Linked DNA regions of Homo sapiens: region 1 is linked to region 2. Evidence: chromatin contacts called from ENCODE Hi-C or POLR2A ChIA-PET data. All regions are on one chromosome and are shown on one strand. The core of a region is the stretch at or near the end of the contact, and the rest is flanking DNA. Distances in the headings are between cores, read along the strand shown. Region 1 has its middle 30 kb from the start of LGI2. Region 2 holds the start of SOD3 (superoxide dismutase 3).

Evidence for each region. A loop is a pair of places that touch in the nucleus more often than their neighbours do. ChIA-PET counts read pairs that join two places held with the same protein, here RNA polymerase II (POLR2A). Pooled maps may share reads with other maps.
Region 1: a loop to region 2 is called in a map of ascending aorta, with 3 times the contacts of the local background. The contact joins the enhancer-like site here to the promoter of SOD3 in region 2. A Hi-C loop is called at or near these places in 2 of 168 maps with a recorded cell type or tissue (ascending aorta and tibial artery) and 6 of 50 pooled maps. POLR2A ChIA-PET finds 5 or more read pairs at or near these places in 1 of 52 experiments (H1).

What each region holds. Positions count from the first base shown.
Region 1 is chr4:25,059,371-25,062,443 of GRCh38, forward strand. No RefSeq gene overlaps it. Among named protein-coding and RNA genes, the nearest start is that of LGI2, 30 kb to the left of the region's middle. Within about 2 kb of position 1,786, at least 2 of the 41 ENCODE cell types and tissues checked have a DNase peak (open chromatin) inside an H3K27ac peak, as active enhancers do.
Region 2 is chr4:24,794,318-24,797,405 of GRCh38, forward strand. SOD3 (superoxide dismutase 3) reads left to right here and starts at 1,256. Exons shown (of 2, transcript NM_003102.4): 1 at 1,256-1,334.

The DNA.
Region 1 (3,073 bases), core at 536-3,035, 270 kb after region 2:
GCTAACCCAGGATGATCTCTTCTCAGTATCTTTAACTTAAGTACATCTGCAAAGACTCTTTTTCCAAATAAGGTTGTTCCTGGACCAAACCGAGGGTCGGCCTGCTTATTCTTGTGGCCCAATAATGAGATGCAGATTAGCTGGGAAAGGAGGGAGTTTTTATTTCTGTAACAGGTTACAGGGGGAAGGCCTGGAAAATATCACCAGACCAACTCAAAATTACAAAGTTTTCTGGAGCTTATATACCTTCTAAGCTATATGTCTAGGTGTAAGTGTGCATTCATCTAAAGACATAAGTGATGAACTTCTTCTAATCTATAACTAAGATCTGAGTCCTGAAGACCTTCCTCTGGAGCCTCAGTAAATTTACTTAATCTAAATGGGTCCAGATGCTGGGGTGATTCCCTTATCTTGTCTCCTGCTAAATCATGGAGGTTTGGGGAGTTCCTTCAGACCCCCAATAAACTTATTCGTGGAGGCCAGGGGAGTTTCTTCAGACCCCCAATAAAACTTGTTTAATTCTAAACAGATTAAGAATTCCTGTTAAGAATTCCTTTATTATCTTGTCATGCTTCAAGGCCCAGGAAAGCCCTGGGCAAAACTCTTGGTGGGCTTTTGTTACCTTCCTGCCTTTGTATAAGGGCACTGGCTCTCTCAGCTTTAATATTTAACTTAACCACTCAGTCAGTGCTGAAACAGTTGTTATGGAGGTCTGCGTTAGTGAGACCTAGCCTGCCACAAAGCTACATTCACAGATTCCACAGATGAAGACATAGATATATCTTTTTTGGGTGAGGGGAGGGGGCATCATTCAACCCACTATAATCAATTGGGAAAATTCTGTCTCTCTCTCTCTTTTGCATACACACACACACACACACACACACACATATACACACTCCACTACTCTACTTCATCACCAACATCATTCACCCAGCTTAGCGCTCGATGTTTTTTGCTTTTTCCAAATGTTAAATCAACTGTTAAAAGACAAGAAATATGTTCCACAGCCAATAATAGAAAACCTTATCACAGTAGCATAAATAAAGAGGAAAAATATTTGCCAACATCCACAAAAGTTAGTCAGTGGGAAAGGTCTGCTTTGAACTCTCTCACCATGGCGGACTCCCCCAATCATCAGAAAAGGGATTCAGACCTCTTTACTTGGAAGGTGTCATCAATCCATTTTATACTCTTTCTCTGCCCTAATTCAGCAATTGCTTCTTCTGTTTTTAATCGGAATGTATGTTTTCTAGTTTATTCTTAGTACACATTAGTCTGCCAAGTTAAATGTGATTAAGACAGCTCTTGGGCCTGTGATATTTTTAAGGGTAAAGGGAGGTCCTTCATAGAGCCATAATTTTCCACAGAATCATCTGAAGGCTTAATTTATATCATTGCTCATGTCCTGGCTTAAGTCGATGAAAAGCAAACAGTGACGTAAATGAAGACTCCAGATGACTTTACTGAGATTATACCCCATACTCCCGTTACTGGTTGGGAGCAAATAGAATCTTTTACTGAAATATAGCTGCGCTGACTAACAGTCACCAAGAATAAACTGGGAAGAGCATTAGATGCAGAAATAGAACAAGTAATTGCCCTGAGTTAAAAAATAAAATAAAAAGTGACGTGCTTTGTAGATGAGTCAAATTCCATATCATTTTCAACGTAAGGGTGAAACAAAGTTCTACGTAGAATGTTTGCAGATTCTTTAGAAAATGGAGGAGTGAACGAAATTGAGCCTTAAGAGCGCACCCTTGTGATGAGTTAGAGGGTGCCTCCCTCCCCTGGCTGTGCTGGTGGCTTACAGATATGAGCAAGAGGTTTTAGACAGAATTAATTAAAATGTAAAGAAGACAGAGCCCTCAAAATCTTCTCTCTCATTTCTTCTCTAAAATTGAGTAGCCAAATATAGGACTGACCATGCAAGTATATGGATTAGTCTAACAAAACACTAATCTGACACATATTTTATGAAACGCATAATAGACTTTCCATCGATGAATTAAAGCTACAAGTCACTGTACTAAGGCCATTACATACATCTCCAATATTTACAACAACCCTGCCCTTTTATAGATAAGGGAATTAGGACTCAGAAAGGCAAAGAATTTACCCAGGGCCACAGATAGAATTTCCTTGATTCCCAAATACCATTGATTGTGGTACTCACCATTGATTTCATAACTGCTTCACAGGGACCAACAAAAAATGCACTTCATTAAGTGTATGGCTCTGTTATAAGATGAATTTTGCTTTCAAGTACGTTAAAATTTGAAGGAGACAAAAGAGCATCTGAAATTCACAGAAATATGACAGACATCAGCCCTGAGAATGGGCTGTACATGTCAAGGTCTTCTGGTCCCAGGATCTAGGCTCTCTCCTCTGCAGAGCCTGCTTGTTCTCTGCTCCATGCACCAGGTGCCGACGATGGCAGATCACACTGAGAATGACAACCAGAACTCTGTGCAACAAAACCACAGTTTTAGTTCTGTTCTCCCCTTGTTAGCTTTTCTGTAACTGCATCAGTAAGGACTGTTTTGAAAATCAAGTTATCGATTCATCAACATCCCCTTCATCCATTTCCTTATTCTGGGAATATTGTGAGTCAGAGCCTATGTCAGGTCCTGGAGGGACAGCAGAGAGCAAAACACACCGTCCTCATGGAGTTTACACTTGAGTTGGAGGAAGTGGAGAGAGGGGAGGCAGGGACATTATCAAATCATCATCCAAACCAATAGGAGGTAGAATTGAGGCCTGTGCTGCACAGAAGAAGTTCTGAGTGCTCTGAAAGCCTCTCTCAGGACTTTGACTTACTTGAGGAGCTCATGGATGGCATCCCTGAACCAATGTCTGAAAGTGAGAAGTTACTGTTGCTTAGAAAGGAAGGAAGAGCATGCTCAGCAGAGGGCAGTGTGTGTGCAAAGGCCCTGTGGTGGGTAGGACCAAGAAGGGTACAAGTAAGTACAAGCAGGCAAGGTCCTCAGTGCAGAAGTAAGGAAGCTGACAAGGTGGTGGGGGAGCATGGCAGGTTTCAGAGGCCACCGGCCAATTACAGAGTGTCAGGTAA
Region 2 (3,088 bases), core at 6-2,505:
AGTCTCCCTCTTATCTCGCAGAATGCCTGTCCCTGGATAAAGATCATTAGTTTGAGTTTTTCCAAGATGATTCTAGGAAGCTCCTGCTGGTAACTAAGTCACCCATCCTGGGGTGGGATCCAGAGATTTAGATTTTTTATAAGCTTTCCTGCCACCGAAACGGGTGTTTGGGACCTCACGAGGCCCTGTTCATTCTTCGTCGCTGCGCTCCCCACTCTGTACTGGATGCATTTACTGACGTTGTTGTCTCCGTCCCCAGAGTATGAACCCCCAAGGTGACTCATGCAGCTGTGGGTGCCCGGCATACAGCATGGTGACTGGAATGGATGAGCACCCAATAAACATTTGTTGCAGGAATGCAGGAGGACGGGCAGGCCAGCAAGCAGGCTGCCTGGTTTTTCCCACATGGGCTTTTCTGGGAAAGAAGAGCTTCTATTTTTGGAAAGGGCTGCTATGATTGAGAAAAGTTCATGGCAGCAAAAAAAGGACAGACGTCGGGAGGGAAACACTCCTAGTTCTCCCAGACAACACATTTTTTAAAAAGACTCCTTCATCTCTTTAATAATAACGGTAACGACAATGACAATGATGATTACTTATGAGTGCGGCTAGTGCCAGCCACTGTGTTGTCACTGGGCGAGTAATGATCTCATTGGATCTTCACGGTGGGCGTGCGGGGTGGACAGCCTCACACCCCCATTTTACAGATGATGAAAAGGAGGTGCAGGGAGTGGTGCAGCTGCTTCAGGCGTACACAGATAGGAAGTGACAAGGCTGGGACTCTGCAGCCTGAGTGTGTCATCACGACCCACCCGCTGCTCTGCTCTCATAGGTATGACAGCACAGCTCTGGAGCAAATGCCACGCACATTTGCAAGGTGCCCATTTCCATGCAGCAAAAATAAGTCAATAAGTTATTGACTTACAGAAAAGCAAAGGGCCTCTCAATAAAGAGGTCATTGTACACCTCTCCAAACAGGCGATTTTCTTTCTCATTTTTATTCCCCTGCTGTGTGCTGAAGGTCACTGGCTACAAGCCGGTGAAGTCGCGGAATGGAATCCTTGGCCCGAAAACCCAAAAATGGGAGGGGCAGAGGAGGTGGGGACAGAGCGGGAGGAGGTGGAGGCGAAGCAATTCTACAACCCGGGGAGGTCTGGCCTGCTTTTCCTCCCTGAACTGGCCCAATGACTGGCTCCCTCACGCTGACCACTCCTCTGGGCTGGCCTCCTGCACTCGCGCTAACAGCCCAGGCTCCAGGGACAGCCTGCGTTCCTGGGCTGGCTGGGTGCAGCTCTCTTTTCAGGAGAGAAAGCTCTCTTGGAGGAGCTGGAAAGGTGGGTGCTAAGTTGAGGTTCATTTTGTTCTTCTCGGAGTGTGCTTATTGAGTCTGAAGCTGGGTTGGGGCAACGGGCCTCTTCTTGGGAACAAATTGGATCATCTTCTTGGGAAGGAAATGTACTTTCCCTGGCTGCTCTGAGGGGTTAGTGGGGAGGTGGAGTGAGCGGGGAGGAAGGCAAGGAGGGGAGGAAGAAACCGTTCCTCCTGTGGATCTGCAAAGACCAGTCCAAGAGGATTTTAGTGTTAGGAAAAGGAATCTGGAGTGACGAGAAAGGGGGCCTTTCTAGATGTTGCATGGCTTTGGTGTCGGGAGCCACTTATGGGACAGCAGGTACTCTAAAAAGCCACCTCCTTAGGAAAGCAGAGAGGCCCTGGCCAGCTCAGGCTCCCAGCAAGAGCTCCTTCTAGGAGACAGCTGAGGGATGAAACACACCCAAGGCTCAAGAGGGGCAGGTTCTTCCCAGATACAGACCCAGGAAGGAGATAAAGGCTTGGTGCCTCTATTTGGTTCAGGATAAGGGCCCCTGTCCTCTTTCTCTGATAACACTGTCCTCTTTCTCTGATAACACCGTCCTCCCTTCCAGATCCACGTACAAAGGAGGCCCTTAAAAAGGCACTTGGTCATTCACAGCTCAAACTGAGCAAGAGGCTGTGGGAGAAGAATCAAGTTGGTCCCGAGGGGAAGAGGTGTCAAAGGCTTAAGAAACAAGAAGTCAGAGTTTACCTGGGTTTGAGGGAGAATTTTCTTTCCCCCTTTTCCTCCTCCTCCTCCTTCTTCTCTTTTTTTTTTTTTTTTTTTTTTTTTTGAGACATGGTCTCATTCTGTCACCCAGCACCCAGGCTGGAATGTAGTGGCACGATCACTATCACGGCTCACTACAGCCTCTACCTCCCGGGCTCAAGCGATCCTCCTACCTCAACCTCCTGAGTAACTGGGACTACAGGCACATGCCACCACACCCAGCTATTTTTTTTTTTTTTTTTTGCTAGAGATGGGGGTCTCTACCAGGTTGGTCTCATACTCTTGTACTCAAATGATTCTCCTGTCTCATCCTCCCAAAGGGGTGGGATTACAGGCATAAGCCACCATGCCTGGCTCTTCTTTTGGTTTCAGAGAAAAACATCTCCTTAAAATGTTTATTTCCCAAGGATTCTTGAAAAAGAAAGCTCACTGACACACCCAAAACAATCTGGTTTTGCTCTGTGCTTTTAGGGAGAACTTTCTAAGCAGCAGAGCCCTTCTGAGTGGCAGGGCTGTCTTAGGAGGAAGGTGTCTTTGATGATGGGGAACTTCATGTCCAGGTCTGGCAGGAGAGTTACCCCACTTTCCTGCCTACTCCCTGGGGCTTTGGGGTAGTAGTACCACATTGGGCCATGTCATTTAGGTGAGTCCTTCAACATCACTTTCTCTGCTTCTCCCTCTTTCTGGATCCTCCTTCTTGGAGCCTTTCAAGGGGACCTCCTCTCACAGTGTCCATAGCATCTCTTAGCTAATGGTCCTTAAAATCTCTACCAGCAGCTCTCTCTGATAGCTAAGAGCTGCCATTTACTGGGAACTTTCTATGTACTGGGCTCTGTGCTAAGTGCCCTAGATGAGAGATGTGCAGTGTGGTGCCTAAACCTTGGGCTTGGAGCAGACACACACTTTCAAATCCTGCCTTCAGCTCCTTAGTGAACATGTCACCTTGGGCGGGACACACGCCTCTCTGTGCCTCAGTTTCCTACACTTTAGAATGGGGATAACACTGAA